Linked DNA regions of Homo sapiens: region 2 is linked to region 1. Evidence: chromatin loops called from intact Hi-C (ENCODE). Cell type or tissue: PC-3. All regions are shown on one strand.

Evidence for each region. Peaks named below come from ENCODE experiments on the same cell type or tissue, not always from the same donor. Only the 100,000 strongest peaks of a DNase experiment are listed, where the experiment ranks them.
Region 2: a loop joins it to region 1, with 3 times the contacts of the local background. A loop is called at or near these places in 2 of 110 quality-filtered maps.

What each region holds. Positions count from the first base shown.
Region 1 is chr9:20,550,133-20,555,132 of GRCh38, forward strand. The region is part of intron 2 of MLLT3 (MLLT3 super elongation complex subunit); the gene reads right to left. Among named protein-coding and RNA genes, the nearest start is that of MIR4474, 50 kb to the left of the region's middle. RefSeq lists an enhancer at 1,755-1,814. In PC-3, a CTCF peak has its summit at 2,964 (motif pointing right); a DNase peak (open chromatin) is centred at 1,219; H3K4me3 peaks cover 1,069 bases; H3K27ac peaks cover 3,378 bases.
Region 2 is chr9:20,424,995-20,429,994 of GRCh38, forward strand. The region is part of intron 4 of MLLT3 (MLLT3 super elongation complex subunit); the gene reads right to left. Among named protein-coding and RNA genes, the nearest start is that of MIR4473, 16 kb to the left of the region's middle. In PC-3, no CTCF peak of the experiment used is centred here; no DNase peak of the experiment used is centred here.

The DNA of each region.
Region 1 (5,000 bases):
ACAATAGTTCTAATCCCACGTAACAAGGTTGATAATGAATTGCCAACTATTTCTAGTTTCTCTACTCTTACTTGCCCCAAAAGCTCAAAGCACTTCATGAGAGAAGTGACTTACAAATAATAATGACAGAAGCACCCAAGTAAAAGGGGAAAAGTAAGGACCCAGATACACAGCCCTTCCTTCATCAGAGATGTGTATTTCACCCTGGCTTTCCACCCTATTGTTCTTATTGTATGATTCCCTCTTTTCTTGCACTTGGATTTCTTCCTTGGTGCCATTCGTTTCACTGTGTGTGTGTGTTGTTGTTTTTTATTTTTGAGACAGGTCTTGCTTTGTCACCCAGGCTGGAATGCAGTGGCACAATCACAGCTCACCATAACCTCGGCCTCCCAGACTCAAGTGATCCTCCCACCCCACGAGTAACTGGGACCACAAGCACACACCACCACCACATGACTAAATTTTTTTTTATAGACAGAGTCTCACTATGTTGCCCAGGCTAGTCTTGAACTTCCTCGGCCTCTTTAAAATGTTGGGATTACAGGCATGAGCCACTGTGCCCAGCTGTGTGTATTTTTTAATATGATAAAGCTTGTTTAATATGTTACAAAGTCTTATTTATTTTATTTATTTAGTTTTTTAAGAGACAGGGTCTCACTCTGTTGTCCAGGCTGGACTGCAGTGGCATGATCATAGCTCACTATAACTACAACCTCCTGGGCTCAAGCAATCCTCCCACCTCAGCTTCCCAAGTAGCTAGGACTACAGGCATGTGCCATCATGCCCAGCTAAATTTTTTTCATTTTTTTCTTGGTAGAAATGGGGTCTCACTACATTAACCAGGCTAGTCTCAAACTCCTGGCCTCAAGTAATCCTCCCACCTTAGCCTTCCAAAGACTGGGATTACAGGCGTGGGCCACAGCACCCAGCCACAAAGTTTTCTTTAAATGGCCAATTCGGCTGAGGAAAAAAATACTCATCGTGAAAATCAAGTAGGTCAATATGTTGGCTAAAATTTCCAATTGCCTTTAGCAGCCAGCAGATATGAAAGTAAAAGGAACAATCCCAATCCTTGAGTTTATTTTTAGGCTCCCCAAGAAAGAATAATAACATACCTGGTTTAATTTCTCAAGTACTCCTATATTTGATAACTCACTGAGCTGCTTTTTGTGGCCTCTGTGACTCTTTAATCCAATGCATTCCACAAAGCAAAGATCACTTTAAAGCACTCTCCCCACCCCATCCTCTTTCTCACAAAAGGTGATGTTTCATTTTCCCAACTTCCTTTTGGTAAATTATTACATGGACCTGCTTTCCCTGGGAAAAGTCCAGAAGCATATCTTCTAATTTAAGGAATGTACCAAACATTTTGAGTCCTACAGACCCTTCTGATTGGTCATGAATGTAACAATCAGCCTTTCTCCTGTGACACTTTTAATTCAAAAACAAACCCAAGGCAACCTTCAAAGCTGAAAGTGCTGAAATTCCAGAATCAGAAAAGAAAAAAAAACTTGCTCATTGATCAAGGTGACACAGTGCATGACTTCAGTATTTAATAGAGTGCTAACTACTGTATACTTAAATCAACTTCCATAAATTCCCAATGATGATACAAACCATTTACCTGGAGGCCCCAAAACATAAAATCTATGACAGACTTTGATATTAATTTTTATTGAACATTAACATTACACCCTATAGACATGAACATATTACCTACGATTTATGCAGCAGTAGACTTTTGTAACCTCACGAAATTCATGTTGTTAAGTCTTCATTCAACCCCCATCCCCCTACGTGCACAAACAAATACACAAACCTGCTCTGATAAAATCAACAATTACACTTGCTTCCCTCTCTGAGTTGCCAAGTCATCAGATCCACCCACCCGGATCCCTTTATGACTGTAAAGTTTATGGATTACTTATTTCTCACGGGTTTTGCTTCCTGACATACTGTAACCACTTTCCTTTTATAAAGCTCTGATCAATTCTCAGAAGCATATTGGCAGAGGACAGTGAGCAACAGTAGCAAAGATGTTTTTAGGATTTTATTACTTGGAGTCTTGTTTGCAAAGAACTTTACACTCACATCAGAGCCTTCTTACACTTTAGAAATGGAAGCATTCGTAATCCTATTTAACACACACCAAAAATAAGGTTAAGTCACTTGCAAAAGACCACCCAGTAGATACAAGGTAGAGTTCAGGTGCAAGGTAGCAAGTGTTCCATCTACCCTTTTAATTTCCTCAGCCACCAAAATTCAAGTTTTTGTTTTTTAATTAAGGCTGACATCACTCGTGTGAGCAGAATCAGCTCATCACATGCGGCACCACTAGCAGCTAGACTCTAGCTGCTAGAACATCTCCTTCCCAGTTTGTTGTTGTTATCGTTGTTGTTGTTGTTGGGGCAGAATAGACGGTTTGAGAGCAGAAGAGGCGAGAACAGAACCTATGAGCCCAGTGATAGGTGTGATAATAAAGACGAGTTTTGAGTTTCTGATAAGCAGTTTATTTTTAAGGACCCAAAATAATCTACCTTGACATTCCTCCCAAGTAATACATTCATGTTTTTCTTGATAACAATATAACTGTTATCCAAATAAACCTTAGATTTACTTAGGAAATAGTTTTAATAGAAAGTTTAAGAAGTCAAATATAAGACTAGTATTACCATATAAAAATCCCACGTAGAATCTACTTTTTCTCATCAGGCAAGGTCCCAAATAAAAAACCACTTTCAGTAATGAGCCTTGTAAAGGTACAACCTAAATGTTTTTTATATGCTTATCAAAAAGTTGCAAGGTAAAAAAATAAAATTTTTGTCTCATGAAAATTCAAAACCACATACAAAATTTGTATTTTTCTAATTAAGACTTTCCCTACATTGGACATCCAGAAAGTACTACAGAACATATGAGAATCTGATCTTTTATTATGAGTAATAGGTGTTTCTTCTTCACCACCAGAGGTCAGAATCCAGAATTAAGTCCTTATTTTTCTAAAGTATTAAAGTTTTATACTTTAACCTCATGAATCTTGGAGCAACTTTAAAAGCCACTTAAAACAAAACAAAAAAGCCCTCATTTCTCGACACTAAATGTAACTGTAGAAAACAGTTTCACAAAGGAAGAAGAGAGGGCAGACATTCTGGTTATTTCTTCCCCCAAAATACTCTAGAAGAGCTTATATGCATATCCACAAGGAGGTAATAGTTGTTGAGTCGGCCTCACATTTATTCGCAGATTCAACAAAGGACAGCTGACAAGCATGTGCCAGGCATGGTGTTAGGTGCCCAGGACATGAGAGAAAAAAAATCCCTCCACTCATGGAGAAATCTGACCTCAATTCCATCTGACCTCAATTCATCTGTAACACTCATTCAACAAACACACTGAACACCTCCTAGAGCCAGCATGTTTGGAATGAACGATTTGTCTATATAAGATCCTGCTCATTATCTTGCCTTTCTACTGAAATAGAGTTTATCCCATGCCTATGACAGAAAATTCATCTCTAAATATTATTCTACTATTCACTGGACTTCCCCCAAAAGGCTGGTCAAATTACTTGACCTTTTAGACATTCTTATCTTACAGATCTAGAAGACAGGAAACAACAGGAGCTTGAATATGTAACTAAGTTTTTATAACTACATTAGAAACTTTCCTTGCCTGTACAAGACAAAAAATAAACAGCTTTTTTTTTTTTAATTTACAATTCACAAAAATAGACAATCACAACCCTCCTGGCAAAAGAAAATGTTCCCAGAATACTAAATACTAATTTGAGGAAAACTTCACATACTAAAATCACAAATCTCTGAGTCAGGTATTTCTCTTTAGAGAAAAGCAAATCAATTGTAATGGTCCAGCAGCTTTTCATACCCTTGATAATGACTAGTTTCTTCCACATAAGAATTTTCCTTTTCCTCTCTGTTCAGTTCCAAATACTGTTTGTTCAAACTGAATCAATTTCATATTTAGGATTTTTAACTGGATCACACTTTCTGCCTAACATTTTTCATATAACCCCTCATTAAAGAGACATTAACAATTTCAATCAAACCAATTCCACTTCCTTACCCAAAAACTTAATTTCCTGTACAGTACTGCTTTCATTTCACCTTTAAAAAAATCTCAGTTCACAATTTTTTAAAGACCTCTGTTCTCTATTACTTAAGAAAATTCATAGTCTGGCAGAATATGCACCAATACAGGTTGTTACAAGTTTGGCTACTCAGTTTCTGATGGATCTTCTGGTACATAAAACCAAATTACATATTCAAGCTCCTGTCCCTACTTAAAATTCATTTTTAAAATTACTGAACACCAAAAATGGATGACATGAACAAAATATACTCACAGAATGTTACAACAGTCCATATAAGATGCAATAAGAAAGAAAATCAATGAAACAATATTATAAATTGCACAAAACTCTCAATAAAACAAAGTTCAGCAAAACAAAGCTGATTATATATACTTTAAACTTTTAACTGACTTCACTTACCTCTCAATCTGACAAGGATACCTACTTTCCCTCTGTAAAATACATGGGTGACACCCTCCAAAGAGCAAATGTATATAGCTATTAAGTACCTCTCCCATAATATACTTAGTACAAGGCATCTTGTTTGTTCCGAAACCTGGCTTTTTGCTTTTGTTCTTGACCATTTGCTCTTGTACTTAAGTAATTTATTATTTTGTTAACCAATAAAATGAGGGTGAAAAATGACTACTTTTGAAAAACTAAATTAACTACTTTGCAGATACTCAAACGGAAGTGGCTAAATTAATAACTGCCTAATGAACGGTGGAAAGAGAATTTAAGTCTGTAAGAAACAATAATTTTAATCTTAATTTTAATTATTCCTTTCTAATTAATTAACTACAACTAGACCAAGTAGTCAGCTGGTGTCGAATTAAGAAGTGTTTCGTGAAGCTAAACAAATATGATAAAGCATATGGTGGTGGCCACTCCCAATCATCCCCTTCCCCAG
Region 2 (5,000 bases), 130 kb before region 1:
AGACAAGCACAGAAGACTTAACATTTTATTACATAGCACAATGTTATCAACCCTTACAACGTAAGTGTCTGAACAGAAGAGAAGGGAAATAACTTTAGGATAACCTGAACTTGAGAATCAAGGGACATTGTCCATAGTTGGTGAGCCAACTAATATAGTTCTACATTAAACATCTAGAAAGTTATAAAGGTATCCAAGAGATCAATTTAAAATGGTGTCATATTAGGTGTCATTAAAATGGTATAATATGGAGCAAATGGGTTAGATTCTCATGTAAAAATAGCAGCATAGCATATAGTTAGGAAACTCTGGACATTCACCTTAGAATTTAAATATAGAAACAGTTAAAGTGGTTCCTTCCAGAAAGTCGGAAGGAGGTTCAGGAAGATTAGAACATAGGACTTCTACTTTTTGTTAAACACTTCGCTATTTTTTTCAGCCATGTAAATATCTTCGACTTCACAAATGTACTTTATCCTCTTCCTTTTCATGCACTCATTTGCACTTTAGAGACTTTGTGAAATACATTTTGCATTAGAAAAATAAAAAGATAAATGATTCAACAATGTGACTAGTATCATTCTATGTTTTAAAAACACTTCAATTTTCCTTCTGATGTCATTTGTTATCTTACTGTTTTCGAGCAAACTACAATCAAGCATCAATCTACAGACGTAGCTTCTTACTAAGATTGCACTTTGAGTTATATACATTTAGCTTACATCATTAATAAGATGAAAAAAATCTACAAATTATATTTATAATTGAGAAATAGAAACACATGAAAAAATTTATTTCAACTATGAAGAGAAAAGAATAAGTAGTAAATTTTCATTTGCCCAGCCTTTTGTTCTAAAGAATTTAAGGTAAACCCAATAAATATTTTTTAATATTAAAAATATCCTGAAGTACTGTATTTGCACTTAAATGAAGCTTAAGTGTAAAGTACTGATTGGCAAAAATATTTAATATTTTACAAAATAATATTTTAAATAGACAAAATATATAATGCCCTTTTTTCCTCAAATGACTATGACTTGTTTCAGCTATGTTGTACGTGCTATAAAATCCTTTTGTTTCAGAATCCAATTTCATTTAAAATTCTCCTATTTATATATACTCCCTGACTTGCTATGGCTTAAGTTCTAAATCATAGTTAAGTACTACTGACTGTAAGTTATATTTAGAAGACTGTAGTTTCAAGTAAACTTCTGCCTATCTTTGTGGTTTGAAACTAAAAATTTGAAGTAATATTTATATCACTTCTCTTTCTAGGTTTTTGTATATTTAGCTTTGTACAGTTCCTGCTTTATTAAACCAGCTTAAAAACACATTGGCCAGATCATTCCAGCCTTCTCTCTTAGTACTAGCTTGATTTCTGATAATTAGCCTTGATAAATAATCGTTAAATAACAGAGAATAGCCAATCTTCAGATTATATTACTAATCACAAATAATGGCTGGAAGTATAAAATGAAAAACAGTACCTGACACACACAAATTTAATAAATATACTGCATAAATAAAAGCCCAAAGAGATGCAACTGAACAATGGGAAAATATAATCAGGTTTATGCTATCTTGTTACCTTCTCTCAGTAGTTATTTTATACATATTTATGAGGTCTCCAGCATACGCAAAGGAATATGCTGAAACTGTTAAATACTATGGCTTTGCAGAAAACAACTCGTCTAATTTGGGCAATATGGTGGACTCTTTGGGAGTTCTTACTATGATACAACTAGATATTAGATAATTACAACAAAACTTCATTGCTGGGCCGTTAAAAAAATAAAGAAAAAGTTCAAGAATCAAGAGTATATGAAAGAGAAATAGAAACATAAAAGGCAGGCCATAAAATGTGAACTACAATCACTCATGAAAGATGGGGTTGCCCTAAGGACACACGCATGACTGTGTTCTCCTGGGTCTCTAAAGACCAAACCTGGGCCCTATAGCACATTTGGAGACCTAAACCTCAGAGTCTCAACAGAAACCAAGAAGAAGCCTTTACAAATCTGCTGTTGGGGAAAAATACTCTGAATTCAGGTCTCAGGATTCCCAATGTTCACCTAAATCAAATACGAATTCGCGATTTAAAAATATTCCTGAACACAAAGAAACAAGCCACCATGATGTGAGGTAAAAGGACCTTAAAGACTTACTATAGGGAAATCATCAAATGCAGACTATAAATAACTATATATGAAGTATAAAAAGGAAAAACACTGGAATCCAAAAAGCGACCAAGCAATAAGAAATTAATAAGAATGACTGGGCCACTGAAAAGAAACAAATACGACTTTAAGAAATGAAAAAAAAAAAACACTGTTGGAATCAATATCTCAATGGACTAGTTAAACAGCGGACTGAACACAGCTGAAAAGAATTAGTGAACTGGAAGATAAATATGAATAAACTGCCATAATACAAAGACACAAGAAAATGGGAAATATAAAAGCTATTAAGATACATGGAGAACAGAATAAAAATAACAAATATCAAATTAGAGACCCAGAAAGAATAAAGAACATAGGGACACAATGGTGGAAATTTTCCAAATATGATCAAAGTCATGAATCTACAGATAAACCAAGTATAGTATAAAAATAATATACATAAATTAAAAGGAATTTAATCCTAGACACATTGTACTAAAAATGAAGAACACCAAAACAAAAAAACTATAAAGACAGTAAGAAACAAGAGATCATGTATTAAAAAAAGAGCTAGTGGTACACTGGTGCCAGCTAATAGAGGCTTGACTGGGAGCCAGCTGTTAAATTTTTAGGAATTTTTTTCAGCCAGTTTTTAAACAGTAAATGCACTGTATAAATTAAACAAGACTATTATTTTATATAATATAAAATTGCAAGCAGAGAAATATTAAAAGCAGTGGTAATTAATAATCAAAACTCAGCACTTTCTAATTAGTTTACTACATATTATTATTTGCTGTTTTCTTGAGGTAATTCTCTCTGTTGCATAGGATGGCAGAAATAATTCATAACTGTATGTTCTTTCCAACTTTGCAATAACTGATATAATACGGTGAGAGTATTTCCACCACACAAATAAGTAAACACTAAAAATCATGACTTTTTCCCTCAGAAAGATAGTTGCTAAACATCAGAAAAACCCTAAATCAGACTTACACCAGACTTCACAAAAACAATAGAAAAATATTTTCAAATATTGAAAGGAAGTAAGTAAAAACCTAGAATTGTAAAACCAGAAAAAACACTTTCAAAATAGGGGCAATAATCAAAACTTTATAGATTAACACAAACTGAGTGTTTACTAACAGGAGCCTTTTAGTAAAAGAACATCCACAGGATTTATATCAGGAATAAGGAAAACTAGTTTAAGAAGACATTATGGTAATATAATTATGCTAAAATTTAAAAACGTTTTAATGTTTTTAAAAAAACTGTATATATTTGGAATTATAAAAATATACTTCAATAATTTTCAGGTTAAAGAAGAAATTAAAATAAAAATTTTCAACTTCATCACATTGAATGATAAAGAAAATGCTACATTAATTTTGTGGAATTAAAATAGGACTTGAAAAAATTTTAGCCACCAATCCTCGTCTGTGAAGAAAATGATGGATGATAAATGCACAGAAGAATAATAAACTCAAGCAAAAGAAAGACTACAAAGATTTTTGTAACCCTAATAAAACAGTCAACAAAGCCTAAGGAAAGAACTTTGAAAAGAACTAATAAAATTCACAGTCCTCACTGAAAGACTGAATTAAAACAAAGGAGAGAAAGCGTAAATACAGCATAGGAAGAAAAAAATAAGAAAACATCTACAAGTATAGCACAGATAAAACAGATAAGAATATATCATAAATAATTTTATTGCAACAAATGTGAAAGCAAACCTTGGGAAAAATGTAACTTACCAAAGCTGACTCCCCCAAAAAAATAAAAATTAGGAAGAATCCTGTATTAATATCAGATAAGTAGTTTGAAATCTTCCTACAAAGAAAACATCAAGCCCACAGGGTTTTAGAAGCAAGTTCTAGGAAAAGATAATTTTAACGTTAAAGAAACTCTTCTAAAGAATAGAAAAGACAGGCAGGTATGGTAGTTCATGCCTGTAATCCCTGTGGTTTTAGGAGGCCAAAGTGGGAAGAGTGCTCTCTTGAGGCCAGAAGTTCAAGACCAGCCTGGGCAATATAGCAAGACCCCACTGCTAAAAAAGATTTAAAAATTAGCCAGGCATGGTGGCACACACCTATAGTCCTAGCTAATCAGCAGGCTGAGGCAGGAGAATCCCTTGAGCCCAGGAGTTGGAGGCTGAAGTGAGCCATGACTGCACCACTGCACTCCAGCCTGGGCAACAGGGTGACACCCTGTCTCTTAAAAAACTAATAATAATAGAGAAAAGGAAACATATTTTATTTCCTGTGGTTAATATTATCAAAGCAACAAATCCTACCAAGAAGAGTAAGAAAAAGAAGCATATGGCCTAATCTAACTCAAGAATATAAATGCAAAAATTTTTGAATAGAATATTAGCATAACTAATCCAATTGTAGGGGGGAAAAAAAGGAAAAAAATCTAATAGACCAAAACCACATTGGGTTTAATCCCAAAATTCAAGAGTACTTTGGCGTGACAAAAATGCTTGTCAAGCACTACATTAACAGATTAAAGGAGAACAAAACCATCTGTTCATCTCAATAGATACTGAAACGTTTTCTGATAAAATCAAAAATTCATCCATGGTTTTTCAAAAAATGAAAACAAACAAAATTCCTTACAAACATGACTAGGAGATAAATTCCTTAACTTGAAAAAGAGTAGCTACCAAAGTCCCATGGAGACAACCTTCTAAATAGCAAATTATTAGAATCAGTCCCTTTGTAATCAGTTTTTACTGGTATTCCTACTAACTCAGGACTGCAAAATGCACTGGGGGGAAAAGGATAGGAAAATTGGAAATAAGACAGGTATGTGTCATTATTCACATTTAATTGTCCACAC